Linked DNA regions of Homo sapiens: region 2 is linked to region 1. A link is a loop called in an ENCODE intact Hi-C map of the cell type or tissue named here. Cell type or tissue: A673. All regions are shown on one strand. Each heading gives the region's core, and the rest is flanking DNA. Links, peaks and the distances in the headings are about the cores only.

Region 1 (10,558 bases), core at 1,762-9,761:
ATTTGGACTTAATGGACTCTATCTAACTATTGCAGTCAAATTTTTATTTCCTAGAATGGGCCAAAGGAAGTAAACAGACCCAATTAGAAAGAACTTCCTTAATGAATCTGAATTTTGTCTCAATGTATAATACAATAAACAGGGACCTTGTGACACATACCAAGAAGACTTTAGTTTTCTGGATTCCACACAGATGAGGCTGACTGAAAGGCAACCCTGACTATATTAAGCAGGTAAGTAGGTGCTCAGTGAATATCACTGTTCTCACTTGACGTGAAATGCGACTGAACCATAATTTCCAAGAGTAGTTGAAATTCACTGAACATTATTATTGATCAGGACTCTCTAAAATAATCTTCCTAAAATAATTTAAAGCCATTTTTAGTTGAGGCAATAGGATGCTGGTGTTCTCATTGAAGACTTTTGGTGTGGTAGATTCACTAACAGTTATTTTGAGATGCTCCTTAGCTCCTTAAAAGAAGAAAGTCTTTCCACATCACCCAGATGCAGAAAAATATGCAGGCCCCCCAAGAGCTTAAGAAAAACATTCATTAAGACAGACTGTCAAAACAGTCAGCTCGCAACCAAATTTAGGAACTTCACAAACAAGGCATGGGGTGACAGAAGCAAGAGAAAGAATGACAGTTCTGACAGGCTTTTTTTTCTTTTCCCTTCAGTAAACTGCCCGTGGGTGCCCCTGACCACTGGTTTCAGTGTTGAGGCATCCCCGAGGGAAAGACATTCAGGGTAGAAGAGGTGGCCGTAATTGCTGCTTGTCATTAATATTTTTACCAAATGGATTTCTCCATATGGCAGTTCCTTTCTGTCATGGGTTATTTATAATCCTTCCAATCTTTACCACCAAAGCTAATCTATACCACATTAGTAAAAACATTCCTAGGCCATTGAGTTGAGTTCCCTTATTTTATTTCCAGGAGGCAGGGCTATTAAAGTGAAGGCTGAATAAGCACAGACCTGCATGTGGCTTTGTTGGCTAATATCAAATAGGATTCTTGGATGTTTCTGGACAGAACTGGTTTTTTGATCAGTTTTGTGTGACCCTTTAAAAAAGAATGGAGCCTGTTTCTGATCCCATCAAGCTCATTCATCTTTCATTTGAACTTACTTCTGAAAATTCTATTCTCCCATTTATTGTCTCATTTAGTATTGATGAGCTCCTGCTTTATGTCAGGTCCTGTGCTAGGCACTGGGACTGAAAGAAGAATAGGACATACTTCCTGCTTATGAGGAGTCCTAGCTCCTCCACTAGCTAGCAGGTGATCTTGTTTAAGAGACTTCATCTCTCTGTCTTCTTGTCTATAAATTAGAAATCATAAGGACCTGGCCGGGCGTGGTGGCTCATGCCTGTAATCCCAGCACTTTGGGAGGCTGAGGCGGGTGGATCACGAGGTCAGGAGATCGAGACCATCCTGGCTAACACGGTGAAACCCCGTCTCTACTAAAAAAAATACAAAAAATTAGCCAGGCGTGGTGGTGGGTGCCTGTAGTCCCAGCTACTCTGGAGGCTGAGGCAGGAGAATGGCGTGAACCCGGGAGGCAGAGATTGCAGTGAGCTGAGATCACGCCACTGCACTCCAGCCTGGATGACTGAGCAAAACTCCGTCTCAAAAAAAAAAAAAAAAAAAATCATAAGGACCAACTTATAGGTTATTGAAAGGATAAACAGGAGATTGCATGACAGATATTTAACCCAACACCTAACACATTATAAGCACTCATATATGGTAGTTACTGTCATCCAAATTATTATAGTTCATATTATTAGCAATGGCTGGCTCCAGTGCTACCTTCTTTGAAATATTTTCACCAATTTTGCCAGTTAAAAGTAATTTCTCCTTTTCCTTTCCTTAGGGTTCTACAGCATATTGGACCCTGAGTTACTACTTATTTTATTCATCTTCTGTTATAAATAATTGCATTATTTTTATAATTGCATCTTCTGTTATAAACAATTTCGATAAACTGTGAACTGCTTGAGGGCAGAGATCATTTCTCATTTCCCTCTATTTAATATTAATTCACTCATTCACTCATTCATTCATGTAAAGAGCATATACTGAGCATCTGTGATATGCCAGACACTATGCTAGCCACGGAAAATATAGGGAACAATCATAATAAAACCATGGTCTAGTTCTCGCTATCATGTTTAGTGGTTGTAGGGTAAACACACCTGACAGCAACAATGTAAGCATACCCTTAGATTTATCCTGTATAGCATCGGTACCTGAATATGTGTTCCATGCTAGGGAATCCAGGAGTGGCCAGCCTGGAGATTTGTTGCTTATCTATGACAAACATCTGAACCACCAGCTCATCCCATTGAGCACAAGCCATACAGAGGATTGAGGAGTTGGTTTGGGGTTAAATGAAGGTTGCCAGTTGAAGATTGCTAGAGGGAGAGTGTTAAGCAAAAATGCTGTTTGCAGGCAGTTATGGTTTTCCTGCCCAGGACGTTGCCATTGGGTTATGTTGTCCAGACCACTGCCACTGGGCTGTAGGAAGGCAGATATGATGTTGTTCAGCCTGCTGCCACTGGACTGTATGTAAGGTGGATATGTTGTCCAGCCCACTGCCAATGGACTGTATGCAAGGCAGATATCTGGTCCAGCTCACTGCCATTGCACCATTTCTGTACATAAGGTGGTTTCCTGTCCAGCCACTGGGCTCTCTCCCCTGTATGTAAGCCCCTAATGAAACCTCATGTCTTGTTTGCTAGCTTTGGGTCTCTTCTTTGGCCTCTTCAACCTAGTGCCTTCCCTATTGAGGTTACTAGGAGCTTGGCACAACAGTTGTGGAGACAGATAAACAGCCTGACCAGCCTATGAAAGGAGTAGGAATAGGGGTCTATTAGAATAAACGTAAGGGATAATAAACTCAGACCATAAGAGTCAGTGAAAGTGTCCTAAAGGAAGTAGCATATAAACTTAATTCTGAGGGTCAAGTAGGAGACAGCTAGGATAGGGTGAAAGGGGCAAGGAAAATATTTCTGACAAAGGAAAGATCCAGAGGGAAAAGAAAGCAAGATGCATTCAAATAACTATGAAGTTTTATATCACTACAGGAAGAAATGTAAAGAGGAGAGGAGTGAGATGAGTTGAAGATGTAGGAAACACTGGATCATGCAAGACCTTGGAAGCCACGTTAAAAAGAATATGGGAAGTCACCAGAGGGTTTTAAGCAGGGGAGTGACATGATGGTCATCTAAACTAGAGTGGTGGAGAGGTAATGGGGGAAAGGACATTTTTGGAAGATCAGAATCAATACAAGTGAGTGATTGAGTCCTGTTGCTGTTGAGGATGGGGGAGTGAGAGGAGTCATAGATAGCTTAAGGCAGAAGTCCCCAAATCCCAGTTCTGTGTCCTGTTAGGAACTGGGATGCACAGCAGGAGGTGAGCGGCGGGCTAGAGAGCAAAGCTTCATCTGTATTTACAGCCCCTCCTCATCACTCACATTACCATCTGATCTCCACCTCCTGTCAGATCAACAGCAGCCTTAGATTCTCATAGGAGCGTGAACCCTATTGTGAACTGCACATGTGAAGGATCTAGGTTGTGGGCTCCTTATGAGAATCTAATGCCTGATGATCTGTTACTGCCTCCCATCACCCCCAGATGGGACTGTTTTAGTTGCAGGAAAACAAGCTCAGGGCTCCCACTAATTATTATGGTAAGTTGTATACTTATTTCATTACATGTTACAAAGTAATATTAATAGAAATAAAGTGCACAAAAAATGTAATGTGCTTGAAACATCCCAAAACCATCCCTCGCCCTGACCTAGTCTGTGGAAAAGTTGTCTTCCACAAAACTGGTCTCTGGTGCCAGAGAGGTTGGGGACTGCTGGCTTAAGGGTTTCTGGATCCAAGTAGATTGTCATGGGATTTTCATACCCGTGGAAGAAGGGTTGGTTTCGAATCTGGGGAAAGATAATGAGTCCTGTTTTAAAACACATTTCAGGTGCCTGAGATATCACAGTGGAGATATCAAGTGGGAAGTTGGAGGAAAGATTGGGAGTTCAAGAAAAAACAAAGTAGCAAAGCACAGATTTGAGTGTCTGCTGCAGAGAAATGATAATTGAAGCCACGAGAGGGGATCAGATCATACAAGAAGGCTGTGGAGAACGAGAAGAGAAGGCAGCCTAGGACGGAACCCTGAAGAATTCTAAGATTTGAACATTAGATAAGAATTGCTAACAAAACTGACTGGAAGGGTGTGGTGGAGGAGATAGAAGGGCACTCAGCAGAATGCTATGTCACAGTAGCCTATGGAAAATAGTGTTTCCAGATGAAGAGGATGGTCAGCAGTGTCATTAAAAAAACAGAACAGCATTTGCTGACCTTGACCAGAGAAGCTTCTGTAAAGTTGAGTGGGGCAGATGCCAATCTGTAAAGGATTGAGGAATTAGTGTGAAATGAGGGAGTGGAGGTAGCAAATATAGTAAATTCTTTTAAATAACTTTGTGAAAGAAAAGTCAGCAAACCTAGAGGGGACATGGGGTTAAGAAAGTTATTTTTTGTTTTATTTTAATATGGAAGAGACTTTACCAAAGCTGATGTGAAGGCAGTTCTCCTTCATAACACAGGCATGTAGTTAATACTATGTTTATAAAATGTTCTTTTGTTCATTCTCTCATGTCCTAGAAGCCTTGTGAGTTGGGTGGAAGAAGGACTGTTAACCAGTTTTTTAGTTGATGTTGTTAAATAGATGAGGAAAGTCAAGCACTAAAAAGAGAGACTTTGCCTGCACTCACCCAGTAGGTTAGTGCAGAGGCAAGACAAGTGTAGTGCCCAACACTGTCTGACACATAAGGAAGAGGAAGAGGAAGAGTTCAGGGTTTCTCAGAAAATGTCAGACTTTGAGCCAAGAACTTTCATATATCTCAGTATTTCTCTACCCAGGCTGCACATTACAATCACCTGCAAAGATTTAAAAAATATCAAAGATCTGACCCCACACTAAACCAATTAAATCAGTCTTACACTGGAAGTCCAAATTCCTCTGTAAAGCAGACTGATTCGTCCGTGAGGAAATCTCTATCGTGTTATTTTTCTGTTTTACTTATTTGTTATTTATTATTACCTGGAGTATGAAAAAGAAACATTTTAGCATGACATTCAAGACTTTGTACTAACCTCTTCAGCTTCATCTCTTCTAATCCTCACATTCCTGAAGATACTACCCATTCTCCCCACATTTCAGCCTCCATAAATCTTTTGTTGCATTTGGAACATGCTATGGCTTTTTGTACCACTATGCCTTGGTACATGCTGTTCACCTTTTCTGTTGCTGGTGAAGTCCTAGTCATCCTTCAAGGCCAGCTCAAATGCCACTGTCTTTGGGAAATTTTTGGTCTTCTTGACTATACAGGGACAGTTAATTACATAGTTATTTGTACTTTTGGAACATTGTCCCCACTCCTGTAGCACAGAAAAGTATTTTCCTATTTGTTTATATCTCCCATCTCCAGCCTGTGCTAGCTTTGAGCCCAGGGACTGTCTTGGTCACTGTGATATCACCAATATGTGGCATAATGCTTGGCACTTGTTAGTGCTCAATAAACACTAAAAAACGTGGTTCTCATAGTGTGTTCCCTTGGTCAGCGGAATCAGCATCACCTGGGAACTTGTTAGAAACGTAAGTTCTTAGGCTAATCCCAGATCTACTGAATTAAAAATACTGGGAGTGGGGTCTAGCTCTCCAGGTGATTCTGACGCATACTCAAGTTTGTGAACTGCTGTACTAAAGGATAGAAGGAATCAAAGAGGATTTCTCTGTGAGAAACAAGAGGGAAGGTCTCCCAGGGAAGGAAGCCTTTGGATTGGGCCTGATAGGGGTAAGATTTAGATACTAAGAAATAAAAGAAATAAAATAAAAAAAATTAAATTTTTCTCTCTGAAAGAGAAAAATGTAAGAACAAAGCAAGGAGATACAGAAGTATAGTGCATGGTCAGGCAATGCTGTTGGGCCTAGCTGCCTTGAGCCTAGAGAGAGTGGAAGAAAGTAAAGGAAGATCAGTTTGTTAATCAGCAGCTTCTCTCACTGGCCCATAAGTTCTTCCACAACAGGAACTGTGTTTGTTTTAGCCATATATCCTGATATCTGGCCCAGGGCAAGGGCTTAGTGAATGTTTGATGAATGATTGACTGAAGGCAGCTTGACTGAAGAAGAATGTCAGAGAAATAGACGTTCTGCGAGATCAGCCATATCATGCAACTGTTCCTGAAAAGGAAAGTACAGGGAAAATGGTTCCCCTGCAGTTAGAGCATAAACTTTCCCATCTGGCTCCATCTAGTGTCCTAATGGGCAGATTTCTGATCTAGGACATCTCTAGCCACAGAGGAAACATGCTCTACTCACTTTGTTATGCTGCAGGCACAGGGAGGAGAGGGAGGCGGGGCAACTGGGGTACTCAGGCCCTGTGCTTACTCCACAGCTTCAGATTGAAAACAACTTTAGGTCTGAGATTTCTTGATATTTCTAATTTGCTTATTTCAGTTAAATTTCCTGTAGTTCCGTTTTTTGTGTGTGTGTGACACACACACACACACACAGATACCTTTCTTGCATTTGATGTTTCCTTGTTCAAAAAAACCTGTGACTGATGAGAGACAAGCCTTGCTGATGCCAAATTCCAAAGGCTGTGCACTCAGAATCTTGAATTTCCATATCAGGGCATTTGTGACAGGTTTTGGTCATGTTCTGTAACCTCCACCAGGGGGTATCCCAGACTCTAGCAAAGTAGCATGAAGCCTAGGACTTGGGAAGGGGTCGTTTTTCTTTAAGGGTGATTAATAAATTATTGTCAATGCCTTTGATAAGGATTGAATGAGTGCTATTCTAAGGAAATAATCAGAGATGCAAAGAAAAGAGGTTGGTAAGAAATACAGTGACTGATATGTTGACTTGTAGAATTAGCAGCAATTTAAATTTAAATTCTATTTGTATAAATTTTCTATAATGAATGTTTATATTTAAAATATGAAATTACATTAAGAATTCAGCAGTAGCAGAAAAAGAAGGAAAATGTTAGGAGATGAAGAGAGGGATATTAGTCATTTTGGGGAGATGCAATCAAGTAGAAAATATGTAGTTCTAGTAGTTTGGGAAAACGTATTTTGCCAATATTACCCAGTATAATCCAGGACCTGTTCTTATTGCTGACCAAGAGGTCACATATTTGATGTTTTAATGAACTATTTTTTAAAGGATTAATTTATTTAAAATTATTATTTATAAAATACATTTATTTAAAAATAATTCCTACTTTTAAAATAATTAAATAAAATTAATTTGTACTTCGTTAGGCAATTTAGTTTTCAAGACCAAGATGCTACCTATGAGACAATAGATGTGTAGGCTGGTTGAAATGTTTAACCAGCTAAGCTGGAGGTAGAAAAAAAAATCACACATTTTTGATAATATTTATCCTTAATGAGCCCTCTATGAATACATCATTTACCTAGCAGCTGTACTATCCCAGATATTTTCACATAAATCTCACAAAACTCCCATGAACAAATCTTGACAGATATGCCACAATCCTTTTGCCTAAAAGAACACTGTCTCAAAACTGGCAGGTCAAGAAAGATTTGCTGGTACTTCTTAAGTGCCTCAAACTGACATTGTGCCTGTCCTCTCACAGATTTATATCAACAAATGTTCATAATGATATTTTGATATAGATGCTGTTAGCTTTGTTTTGTATATGAAAAAATTGGGGCTCAGAGAGGTGAAATGACTTCCCTAAGGTCATACAGCTAGTACACAAGTAGCAAAACCTGGTTGAAACAGATTTGTCCACTTGCAAACCCAGGTACTTCCTACTATATTCATCATTTTTATAGGGATCACCTCCAGGGGATGATTAAAAGGATAGAGGAAGAGAGGCAGTGACTGAAGCTCTCAGGAAGCACCACTGTGGCCCAGCTTCTGCTTTGCACTCCAGTGACCTTGAGGTTGAAAGGGACAAAGGAGCAGACTCCCCTGATGCTCCGTGATGAGTCAAGGGTAAAGGCAGCTCTCAGGGAAACAGCTGGCCTTTCTCCAGCAGCCAGGCCTGGGAGATAAACAGATCAATGCGGACACTCACCTCCACCTAATGAGCTAATGGCGCAGCCGGGGCACTGCCTTATTGGATTGCTGGTCGTGCTGACAAGCCTAGAGTTAAGCAGGTCCACTGCAGGGGTGGGGGCCTCATTATCCCCCAGCTCCTAGGGAGATCCAGTTCCTTCATATGAAAGCTAGGAATGCCTTGTTCCTTTATTTGTTTGTTCATTCGTTTGTTTGTGTGTGTTTGTTTTTACTCATTCTCCTATGACAATGTTGAGATTTGATAGGATGATGTCAGTGACCTTTCTGCTTTGTGGACCAAGTGTCACAGATGACGGAAACAACTGCCCTCCAAAGAGGCAGCCTGGTGTGTTGCTGCAATGGGCTGAATGTTTGTGTTCCTCCGAAATTTATGTTGAAATCCTAACCTCCAATGTGATGGCATTATGAAGCAGGGCCTTTGGGAGGTAATTAGGTCATCAGGGTAGAGCACTCACAAGTGGGATTAGTGCCCTTATAAAGGGACCCCAGAGAGCTAGCTAGCCATGTTGGGATACAACAAGAAGATGGCAGTCTGTGACCTGGAATAGGCCTCTCACCGAAACCTGACCATGCTGGCATTGTGATCTTGGACTTTCAGCCCCCAGAACTGTGAGAAATTGTTGTTTAGATGTCACCCAGTCTATGGTACTTCCATAGTAGCCTGGACTAAGACAGTTGCTAGGAGCCCTCACCTGGGCGTCAGCACAGCTGTATACCAATTTCATAGTGACTCATTGTGGACTTGAGGTACCTCTCTGCATCTCTCTTGAGTGGCCAGGAAAAGCTGCCTAGGGTTGGGTTCTGGGTCAGGTATCTCCCCAAGTCCCCTTCTCTGAATATTCAGATCTCTGAAGGCAGACCTGCTGTTTGCTGCACATGTACAAAAAGATCAAGGAGCTGAGCAGTCTCCATAATAGAAGGAAGCCAGGTAGGCCACTGGACTCACTCCAAGTCTGGAGAAAATAAACTGTAGTCACAGAGGCATTCTTTGAGCCTATTTTAAAATAGGAGCTTTATATTTGTTCTTTTCTAAGAAGTCTTCAGAGGGATTTTGGTCTAAAAGTGTCTGTAGGGATGAACTATCTCAGTGGTTTACAAATTCTTTAAGCTATGGAACTCTCTGTACAGAAAAAATTACATTCAAAGCCCATAGCATAAAATAGATGCAGTTGGCTGGGATGTTGTTAAGGCTCCATGGACCACAATTTGAAAATCACTAATCTATTTCAGGTCTTACATTTACCTGCTGCTGGTGAAGCTTTGACCAAACTTGGTCTCCTGGTCCATAGTCCAGTGCTCTTTCTCATATACACATTGCCTGATTTATGCACTCTGAATTTATTCCCCATCCAAGCAATATTAACTGAGATTCTACTATGTTGAATCTATTAAGGGAATCACCAGCAACACATCATTCAAGTCTACAAAGAGCTCACAGACCACCAATGCACAGGTCAAAGAAAGAAAGTCAGACACCTACAAATGGGTTAGATCAGGGTTTCTCAACACCAGCAGTACTGACAATGTGGATCGGGTAACTCCTCACTATGGGAGGCTGTCTTATGCATTGTAGGATGTTTAGCAGCATGCATGGCTCTTACCCACTAGATGCCAGTAACACCCCCTCCTCTCAAGTGTTGACAATCAAAAATGTCTCTAGACATTGCCAAATGTTTCTTGAGGAAAAAGGGGCAAAATTACCTCCAGTCAAAAACCACTGGGTTACTTAAGAGAACAACATAAGGGATCTCACTGGGTTGTATAAAATTAAAGGTCAGGTAAGCAGTGAAGACAAGTGTTGCAAGAACTCTGAGAAAAAGAAATCCTTCTTCTCTTGTGTTGCTCAGTATATGTAATCCATGCTGCCAGAAAAAAACTTTTGTTTGCTAGAAAAAGGATGGGGTATGGGAAGAAGCCATTGCCTGTATGATGATATGAGCCCAGTGGTAAAAAAGAAGGGGCAGACTCTTGGCTGAAGATAGATTGGCTCTGGTAGGTGAATACCATTGTTCTGTCACCCTATGCAATCATAAAGATTGCCTGTAGACTTCCCATGCAGCTGTCAGGCCAGGAAATTCCTCACTGTGCCACTAATTTATAGTATGACATTGGCCACATCCCTTTCCCTACTGAACTTTGGTTTCCTCATCTGTAACAAGATAAAAAGTGGGGACTGTAGTTTCACCAGTGATCCATAAATTCCCTCCTAGCTCCCAGGATTTCATTCTCTAATTTTTGCTACAATTCTAGAAAGATTGTCAGGCCAATGGCTACTTGATCTTAGGCCTTCTCTGCTACATCTGAAAGCCTACTTCCTCAGGCAGATTCTAGAGATAAATATAAGGGGAGTTTACGCTCCTATCCATACCTTGGAATTATAATGATGATGATAGTGATTCACCTTCATATGCAGCTTTATAGTTTATAAAGCACCTTCAGGTGTG
Region 2 (10,558 bases), core at 1,783-9,782, 1.2 Mb after region 1:
AGAGAGACAGAGAGAGAGAGAGTCTCACTCTGTCACCCAGGCTGGAGTGAAGTGGCATGATCTCGGCTCGCTGCAACCTCCACCTCCCGGGTTCAAGCGATTCTCATGCCTCAGCCTCCTGAGTAGCTGGGATTACAGGCATGCACCACCACACCCAGCTATTTTTTTTGCATTTTAGTAGAGATGGGGTTTCGCCATGTTGGCCAGGCTGGCCTCAAACTCCTGGCCTCAAGCGATTGTCCCACCTTGGCCTCCCAAAGTGCTGGGATTACAGGCATGAGCCACCGCACCAGGCCAACTTATGGTATTTTCAATTGAGATGTACCCCGATCATAAATCAAGGAGCAGCTGTATATGTAGGCCATGGGGAGATTGTAGAGGATTTCAGTTGAGAGTAAGGTAACCTCTTATCAGTGGTTTTACTTTCCACAGTTTCAGTGACCCTTGGTACTTGACCTTGATCCCAACCTTCGTCAAAAATGCTACATACAGTAAGATATTTTGAGAGAGAGAAAGAGATCACGCTTACATAACTTTTATTACAATATACTGTTATAGTTGTTCTATTTTATTATTAGTTATTATTGTTGATCTCTTACTGTGCTTACTTCATAAATTAAATGTTATCATAGGTATGTATGTATGTATGTATACAAAAACACCATAGTATATATTGTGTTAGGTACTATCTCAGTTTCAGGCATCCACTGAAGGTGTTGGAACATATACCCAGTGGAGAAGAGGGAACTACTGTAGTGTGAGCAGGCTTGCATATTCCAAGGGTCCTGGAGGCAAAAATGTGTAAGGAAATGTCTGACATGAGATAGACCTGGGCCTGGGAAGTGAGTCTGGAGCCTTTAGTCCTATGCAAGAAAGAGGATAAGCTGTGTTCTGTAAGGCCAGGGAGAATGGGAAGAAAGAGAGAGGGGGAGGGGAAATATTTGACGATTATTTAGGGGTATAATGCCTGAACCATAATAGTTGCTTGATAAGCATTTATTGAGTGAATTAAAGTACAATCAGCAGGACTTAGAAAGTCCTGGTGATGAAAGACAAGGAGATGAGTTGTAACCTGTGCAAGTCACTCAACTTCTCTAAGCCTCAGCTCTTCATCTGTGAGAGGGGAAAGCTAAGGGTACTTCCTATTATATTTGTCAAAAATCTCCAGAGAAACAAAGTAAATGGGATGTTTCTCTCTCTCTCTCTCTCTCTCTCATACATATATGTTAGATACATGACCCTATACTGCACAGCTTATCCTCTTTCCTAAAGAAGACTAAAGCCTCCAGATTCACCTCCCAGACCCAGTTCTATCCCATGTTAGATACATGTATATAAGTAGATACATGTGTATATGTATTAGGTGTAGGGGAGACATATAGGGAATTGGCTCACATGATTGCAGAGGGTCACAAATCCCAAAATCTGTAGTCAGCAAGATGGAGACCCAAGACAATTGATGGTATAGTTTTAGTACAGATGCTGGCAGGCTTAAGCCTGGAAAGAGCCAATGTTTCAGTCTGTGTTCAATAGCAGGAAAGAATTGAAGTCTCACCTTAAGACAGTCAGGCAGGAGGAGTTCCCTCTTACTTGAGGGAGGGTTGGCCATTTTGTTCTATTCAGGCCTTCAACTGATTGGATGAGGCCCACCCAAATTAGGGAGGGCAAATGACTTTTTTCCGTCTAGGGAGGGCAAATGACTTTATTCAGTCTACTGAGCCAAATGTTAATCTCATTTAAAACACCTCACAGACATATCTAAATAATATTTGACCAAATATCTGGTCACCCTGTGACCCAGTCAAGTTGATACATAAATTAACTATCATACTTACCCTGCTTGCTGTGAAATGCTGTTAAGTTTTAAAATACTGTACACATGAAAGGAAGTATCACTATTGATTCAAAGAGAAAAGGTTACTTTAATGATAATAGCTTAATTTTATCCAGTGCTTCCCATATCCCAATTATTATTTGGTCTTACTAGCATTATCTCATTTAATTCTCTCAATAACTTTATCCCTCTGTTTACCCGTTAGAGAGTCCATGTCTACAATTGTTGCTGCACACAGATTCCCTGCATTAAGACATGGTGAAGAGGAGCACAGTCTCTGGAGCCAGACTTCCATGGTTTCAATCCCAGCTCTGTCACTAGCCTACATGACCTTGGGAGCAAGTTACTAACTTCTCTGTCCCTGTTTCCTCTTCTCTGAAATGGGATAATTGCAAAGTGCTTAGGACAGAGCCTGGCATTTAGTATACAAATATATACCTTGTGTGTGTGTGTGTGTGTGTGTGTGTGTGTGTGTGTATATAGTATTTGTGTGTTTATATATCTATGTGAATATATTGCAGTAGTAGTGGTGGTGATGACGACAGTGATTACACAGAGAGCAAACTCTCATGCCTTCAGGCACCAGTCAGGTAATATCAGTGTGTGAAGCGATAAATAATAGGTCAATATGGAGTGGGGGAAGTGAGTGGAGAACTAGGGAGTGTCCTCTTAACTTGAAGGCATTAAAATCCAGGAATTTCCAAAACACTACTTGGGCCACCTAAAACTCATTTTTTTTTTACCCTCAGGTTGCCGTCTGCCAAACTGTAATGAGTGTTTCACAAGTACTTCCCTTAACAATTGTGCTAGCAGAGTGGCCCATTTTACAGATGTCAAATTCGAAGCTCACTTACAAGGTAGTCAGTACCAGGGGAAACTGGGACTGAACAAAGGGAACAGAGGTCTGACTCCAAAGCCAGTAGGGCTATTTGGATGGTCTCAAGGTTCCTAGGTGAGTGGAACTGGAACATTCAGTTCGTCCTACTGTCTGTCATCTCTAACCCCTTTGAGGATACGATCTCTCACTGATCTGTGGCAGAGGTAGAGCAAGTGAAAGAGGAAAGGTGCCTGTGGTGCTTGCAGTCTCCCTGGAATGTCTTCTGTGCTCTCCCTGTGCAAATCCCACATCCTGCTGACACCACCCTCTCTTCTCCATTCCCGTGCCTATCACATGTGCGTCTGTTGGTGGCCATGCAGGTTATGGCTGTTTATGTTTGTGATGCTCCTTCCATTGTGAGCTCAGAAGGGTTAGACCCATATTCATTTTTCCATCTCCTACCTGTTTGAGTTTCCATTGAGTACCATCCATTAAATACCATCTGCTGGATCTGAGTTCTAGTTATTATCCATCTCTCATCAAGTGATGAAGTCTGGGTGATTCATTTGCCATCTAAGATGTTCAGTTTCTGCAACTTTTAATTTGTAATTATTTATTATTATTTTTTAGATGGGGTCTTGCTTTGTTGCCCAGACTGGTCTCGAACTCCTGGGCCCAAGAGATCCTCCTGCCTCAGCCTCCCAAGTAGCCAGAGCTACAGGTGTGTGCCACTACACCTAGCTCTCCATCTTTAAAACTGGGATAATAACTGTCACAAGTTGTATTCCCCAGGAAGTAGATTCTGATGTAGACTAGCATGTAGGAGATTTATTAGGGAGCGTTCTTGGGATCATCACAGGGGAAGAGAAGGGAAGGAAGCAGGATCAGGCAAAGGGAGAAGAGAGGTTACAGTACATTTTTAATGAAGGCCTCAGCCCCTTCCATGAGAAGCTCTGAAGCTAAGATAGCCTTTCAAAATAGTCCTGAGTCAGGGTGAGGGTGTCAGGTCTTTATACCCTATGTTGATCACTCACTGGATGTGGACACCTCAAGAAGGGGGCATGACCTTGGGAAAGACAATTCTCTCAGTCAAGGCAGTTTCAAAGAGAGTTGACAGTTGAGGGTTGTCTAAACTAAAGTTATTCTGTTTCAGAGGAGGACTTGGAAGGCATCACAGCCTCCCAGTAACCCAAGAAACCAAGTTGGTTAACCCAGTTACTCAAGTAACAACTTCACAGGAAGGTTGATACATGTAAAAGCATACTGTAAGGTGTTAAACTTAAGGTTTTAGTTGTTGTTAATGTTAAAAGTAATATTACTGGGGCTGGGTAAATACTTCTTCAACTGAGTTGATTCTGTGTTTTTAGAGCAGCTTCTCAATAAAACTCATGCAGTTAGTATACACCCTTGTTTTATTCTTCTCACTTCCCAAAGACACCCTTCTCCCTCTCTCTTTTGTTATTAAGCTCATCTTAAACGTGCGTATGCCATCCTATTTTAAAACCTCTAGGGTTGGTTTGATTTGATTTCCTTTCCACTGAAATGACTGTTCTGAACTCTGACCTTAATCTGGGATGGTTAGAACAGCTGGAAGCACTTTCTTGACTGTCTATCTATCTTCAGACTTTATATTCCATACAGTCTCAGAGAAAGTTTAAGTGCGGTCTTTAAACATTGCTAACATTAACAATTCCCATCAATGAAGTTAACTAAATGTAAATCAGTACTGGCACTAGCATTCCCAACTTTGTACTGATCCTGGATAGGCTTGTAAGGCTCAGACGTCAGAATATCTTAGCAGAAGCTGACAACAGGAAAAATGAATGTTCTAAAGATCAAGAATATTGAGCAACTATGAGTCAATTCCAGGGACTAGCTGCTTATAGAAAAGAACTGTGTATGGGAGTTCAAAGGTGTAATATGTTGTTGATTTCACACACACACACACACACACACTCACACACATACTGATGTGGTCAGGCAATCATTCTCTGAATTCCATCATCATTTGATTTCTCTCAAATATATATGTGTATATATTTCTAACTCACAAATCTCATTGTGTCATTTCCCTGATGAAATATCTTCTGTAGCTCCCTGACATCTCCATCAGAAAATCTAAAGTCTTAGCAAAGCTCTTATGTTCCCTAAATATGCCAGAATTTTTATGCTGCTGTGTCTTTGGGCATGTCGTTTCCTTTCTGCAGAAAGCTTTCTCATTGCTTATGCATCCTTCAGGTCTCAGTTCAGATGTTACCTCCACTGGACAGCCTTCCCTGGCTTCCCCACAATGACACTTGCTGTTCTGTGCTGCCTTTCCTCCAAGACAGTGAGCTGCAGGATGGAAGGAAATAAATTCGTGGACTAGTTGGAGGGGTGAGAAGATCAGGGTAGAGAGAGAATGGGAGAAGTTATATGCAAAGCCTTTGTACTTAAAACTTTCATCTTGCAGAGTCGATACTCGGTTATATGTATCTCTAAAAGTGTGACTTAATATATCTGATATTTCATTTTGTTCTTGGCTTTAAGAAGAACCAGAATCTTTTGATTCAAGGATTAGAAGAGCTTCTAAAGGTAGGCTTTCTGACAAAAGGAAAACTTTCCCCTGACTGCCCTCTTGTGGAGGTGCCAAAATAGCCCAAAGATGGCAAGTCCATAAAATCATCATAAACCTTAATTGAGAGAGCAGTTTTCTGTACTGTCTGTTGTACTGGTTAGTCAAGCTGCCATATGCATATAATTACATATTTTTAAAATTTGAATGTGGCAAGGCATGCCCCAAACTGAATTCAGTTTGTCTCTGGTAAATCAGATGGTTCTTCAAGAATACAGAATACCCAGAGTGAAGGTTATGAACAGCACATGGAGACAGGCCACATGTGATTAAGAGCGGTCTCTGGTGGATGAAGTGCTAGATGCACACTAGCTTTCACTAGCACTTTAAGTTCCATTTCCCCTAGGCTCATGCCATGCCTAAGAATCATCTGCTGACCTATGTTAAAATGCTGATTTCTGAGCCATTCATCCAGATTCTGATTCAGTGTGTCTGGGCTAGAGCCCAGGAATCTGCCTTTAATAAGCACACCAGGGTGATGCTAATGGATGTAGCCCTTTTGAATCTTGCAGTGGGGATGGGTTTTATAGAGTCATTTACATGCTTTTCTACAACTGGGGCAACTTTCTTATTTTATTTTGAAAATTTTTTATTGTTATACTTTAAGTTCTGGGATACATGTGCAGAATGTGCAGGTTTGTTACATAGGTATACACGTGCTATGGTGGTTTGCTGCACCCATCAACCCGTCATCTACATTAGGTATTTCTCCTAAAGCTACCCCTCCCCTAGTACCCCCACCCCCTGACAGGCCCTGGTGTGTGATGTTCCCCTCCCTGTGTCCATGTGTTCTCATTGTTCAACTCCCATTTATGAGTGAGAACATGCAGTGTTTGGTTTTCTGTTCCTGTGTTAGTTTGCTGAGACTGATGGCTTCCAGCTTCATTCATGTCCCTGCAAAGGACATGAACTCGTCCATTTTTATGACTGCATAGTATTCCATGGTGTATATGTGCCACATTTTCTTTATCCAGTCTATCATTGATGGGCATTTGGGTTGGTTCCAAGTCTTTACTATTGTGAACAGTGCCACAATAAACATACATGTGCATGTGTCTTTATAGTGGAATGATTTATAATCCTTTGGATATAAACCCAGTAATGGGATTGCTGGGTCAAATGGTATTTCTGGTTCCAGATCCTTGAGGAATTGCCACACTGTCTTCCACAGTGGTTGAACTAATTTACACTCCTACCATCAGTGTAAAAGCATTCCTATTTCTCCACATCCTCTCCAGCATCTGTTATTTCCTGACTTTTTAAAGATCGCCATTCTAACTGGCATGAGATGGTATTTCATTGTGGTTTTGATTTGTATTTCTCTAATGACCAGTGATGCCTTTTTTCATATGTTTGTTGGCCACATAAATGTCTTCTTTTGAGAAGTGTCTGTTCATATCCTTTGCCCACTTTTTAATGGGGTTGTTTGTTTTTTTCTTGTAAATTTGTTTAAGTTCTTTGTAGATTCTGGGTATTAGCCCTTTGTCAGATGGATAGATTGCAAAAATTTTCTCCTATTCTGTAAGTTGGACTAGGACAACTTTTTATAGAAGTCATGATTTTACCTATTCTCATCTATTGTCTCCATTAGAGCACTCTTTTTAGAACTTATGCCTTGATTTTTGGCTTGAAAGACATGGTCTTCATTTCCATACATGAGATTGCTAGTAAGAATTAGGCATTTGATCTATAACTATGGAACAGACTTTCTTTCCTGTCTCCTTTCCTCCTTCCCTCCTTTTCTCTGTAGCTACCTACCTGTCTGCCTAACTATGTACCTATGTACCTACCCACCTGTATTTACAAACCAACCTTCATTGTGCCTTGTACCCAGTGAACCAATGTGAACTTCAGAAAAGCCAGCCTTTCAGAATGGGGATTACCCTGGGATTTTGACCTTTTTGATAGGGAAAGATGAAAAAGCATTGGCCAGGAAGTTTAGCTCTCCTAGAGAATAATACCAACAGCCATTTTTTTAAGATATGGAGTCTCACTCTCACTCAGGCTGGAGTGCATTGGCATGATCATAATGCCCTGTAGCCTCAAACTCCTGGGCTCAAGTGATCTTCCCACGTAATCCTCCTGAGTAGCTGGGAATACAAGCACACAACACTTTACCTGACTAATATTTTTTATTTTTTTTATTTTTTGAGACACTGGGTATTGGTTTGTTGTCCTGGCTTGTCTCAAACCCCCAATGTCAAGTGATCCTCCCAACTCAGCCTCCCCCAACTGCCATTTCTTGAACACCTGCCAGATACCAGGCATTCTATAAGACTTTTTAGGTACATTATTACTAATTCATCAAAGTAGTTCACAGGTGAGGAAATTGGAAGCTTAAAGAGGTTATGTACTATGTAAGTCATCTAGAGTCTTTAAGGTTGAACTATAACTTGAATCAGGTATGTCTGACTTCAAAGCTCCTTCCTCTCTCACTGGATGAGCATGTATCTAACTACCTGCAGGTGGATACCAATGGTCATCAGCCTTCTCTGGGTCTACTAGTTAGTTTTGTTGTCATTAAACATAAAATTTGGGGAGAAAACTCCATATTCAAAAAAGTAAGTTAGCAAATCAAGCATTTCTCCAGGGCACAGCTGCTATTTTCCCACTTTCTGAGAAATCTGAAAATCAGTATTGAAATAGAAAGGAAAAGAATGCTTACTGTGAATTTTTAGAAGTTTCTGAAGATTGTTTTAGGACCACACTGGGCAGCCACGTATCTTAATTTTGCATTTTGTAAAGAACCTGTGGCATTGTTGACACTCCTGAAAGGTCAATAACTACTTGTTTGGTATTTCAAGTTAATTGTGAGTTTCTGCATTTTGCATAGCTGAGTCTTTATTGTTAAAAGGTCCCTCATAAATGTTGCATTCCCCTCATTGTTGAGAGCTGCCTTGAATGCCTAGTAGGCCAATGGAAATACATTTGTTGCAGTGGAAAGGCATTTGACTTAACACAGCGTAATTAATTTTTCTTTAGCCATCAGGACATTTTTAAAAATCAAGTTTGTGTTTTTCTGATTATGAAAGAAGCACATGTTCAGTGTTAACAATTAGGAACATATAAAACAGTATAAAGATGATAAATCATCCATGATCTTCTTACCCAAGAGTAATTATAGTAGTAATTTTTTTAAAGTTCTTTAAATAAGGCATGTTTACCATGTGTCAACTCTGTTGTAGGGTAGGTGACATAATTCTAATTTTATAGATTTGGTAACTAAGCTTAGAAAGGTTAAATAATTGTCCTGCTTAGTTTACAACATTCTGTTTTCCCCTAGTTCCAAAGCCTATACTGTCCCACATAACCACTGTTAACATTCTAGATTGTTTCCTCCAAGTCTTTTTTTATGCATATTTTTTCATGGCTGAGATCATACTGTGAACACAGTTTTGACCCTCCCATTTACCCTTCACATAATGGTATAAGCATTTTCCTTATATAATATGGCTCTGCCTCCCTCCCTGCCTTCATCTCATACCTGCCCCCTTCTGTCTTGTATGCCACACTCCAGTCACATTGGCCTTTTTTCTGTTCGTGGAACAAGTCAAGAATGTTCTTGCCTTGGGACCTTTGCACTGGCCATTTCCTCTGCCTCAAACACTCTTGTCTTAGATCTTAATGGCTCATTGGTTAGTTTTTTCTCATCCTTTAGGTAGGTGTCAGCTTCAATATATAGGTTTTCCCTGAAAGTCTTATCTCACATAGGTCCTGTTTTCTTTCTTAGCACTTGGTGGATTTCCTTCATAGCACTTCTTATAACTTACCATTAGTTCATTTTATTTGCCTTTTTATTGTGTTATTGTATCACCTTCACCTTTATAGGTCTGGGCCTAACATGGGCTTATACATGATGCTGCATTGAACATTTTTCTATATAAAACACTTTCTCTATCATTATGATAGTTTCATAGAAGTTCAAACTAGATCAAAGTGTAGGAACATTTTGAGGGCTCTTGCTTCACATTACTGCAAAAATTTCATCCCAGCATCCCAAAGTGTATACAACTATAAGCACTGTGTGGGGGTGCCAGTTTCACTGCATCCTTGCCAGCATCATCAGTTTTTAAAGTCTTAGCTATTTTGATAGGTGACTTAAACCATGCCTGCACACTGTAGGTGCTCAGTAAATTTCATTTGCTAAAGAGATGATATATAAAGTTGACATTTGGCCAGAGTTCCAAGAACACACACATCCTTTCCTGGACTCCTTTTCCTTTGAGGTCACACAGAGAATGTAATACAGAGAACAGCAGTAGCCAGTGCCATGGCGTACACCTATAATCACAGCACTTTGGGAGGCCAAGGTAGGAGGATGGCTTGTGGCCAAGGGTTCTAGAGAAGAGCGGCAAGTAGAGGTGCCCAGATTGGCTCTATTTTCAGCCTTCATAATCTGGGCAGGATCTTCTGAAAACTTTATTTTGCTAGGCCTAGAGGTAGCCATTGTCTAAAAATACAGTTGCCCCTTGCTCCTTTTCCTCTAAATCTATATCCAAATAGTAAGGAAGGACCTATTCAGAGCAAAGAAAGCATATTTGCGTTGTCATTGCTGGCATAGACCTGTCCAAATGCCATTTCAATATTATCTCCTTGACAGATGAGGTACCATTTTTATTCAGATATCTAATTAGCAATCGCTTTAAAAATTCATCATATTTAATGCATGGCATAGTAAATACTTTATCCTCTGAGACTTTAACCCAATATAAAGCTCTTGAACCTGACTGTATTTACAGCTGCAAGCCTCCTTCTTAGGGAGGCAGCGAAGGGGGAGATAGATGCAGAGATATCCCCTTAGCATTATTTTCATGTATGAGTTTTAAAACTAGTTGTGAGGGTAGATGTTTTCCCACATGTTTGTTCACCAGTTGTAAGTCCTATTTGGGGTAACTGTTCATGTGTTTTGTCTGAGTCTGTATTGTGTTTTGTAATACATTTATGTGAGTGCTTTAAGTAGTAAAAGCAGTGATCTTTTTTTTTGTATCTTTGGTAAATATTTTTCCAGCTTGTCTTCCCTGAAACTTTTTCTGTTTTAGACTTCCTGAAGTTTTAAATGTACATGTAGGCCATTCCGTCAATATTTTTCCTTGTTAATTGCTTTTAAGCTTATAAGAGTCCAAGATTGGCTAATGGGTTACTTTTTTTTCCTAGTTATTTTATGGTTTGATAAGCATGTCTTGCTTAGAAGGTCCTTTCTACTTGTATAAAGGAATGTTGAAATTGTATGAAATGTAAATACCTGGTTCCACAGCATTTTCCTTGAAATTGGGAAATTTTTCTAGTTTGGCTT

The links. Peaks named below come from ENCODE experiments on the same cell type or tissue, not always from the same donor. Only the 100,000 strongest peaks of a DNase experiment are listed, where the experiment ranks them.
Region 2: it touches region 1 in a loop (4-fold over the local background); 4 of 110 quality-filtered maps call a loop at or near these places.

Annotation. Positions count from the first base shown.
Region 1 is chr1:48,909,993-48,920,550 of GRCh38, forward strand. All of the region lies in intron 5 of AGBL4 (AGBL carboxypeptidase 4), which reads right to left. Among named protein-coding and RNA genes, the nearest start is that of BEND5, 140 kb to the left of the region's middle. In A673, for the core only: a CTCF peak has its summit at 6,721 (motif pointing right); DNase peaks (open chromatin) are centred at 6,349 and 6,739; H3K27ac peaks cover 802 bases.
Region 2 is chr1:50,075,833-50,086,390 of GRCh38, forward strand. It overlaps a transcript of ELAVL4 not described here. Among named protein-coding and RNA genes, the nearest start is that of ELAVL4, 28 kb to the right of the region's middle. In A673, for the core only: CTCF peaks have their summits at 5,305 (motif pointing left) and 5,510; no DNase peak of the experiment used is centred there.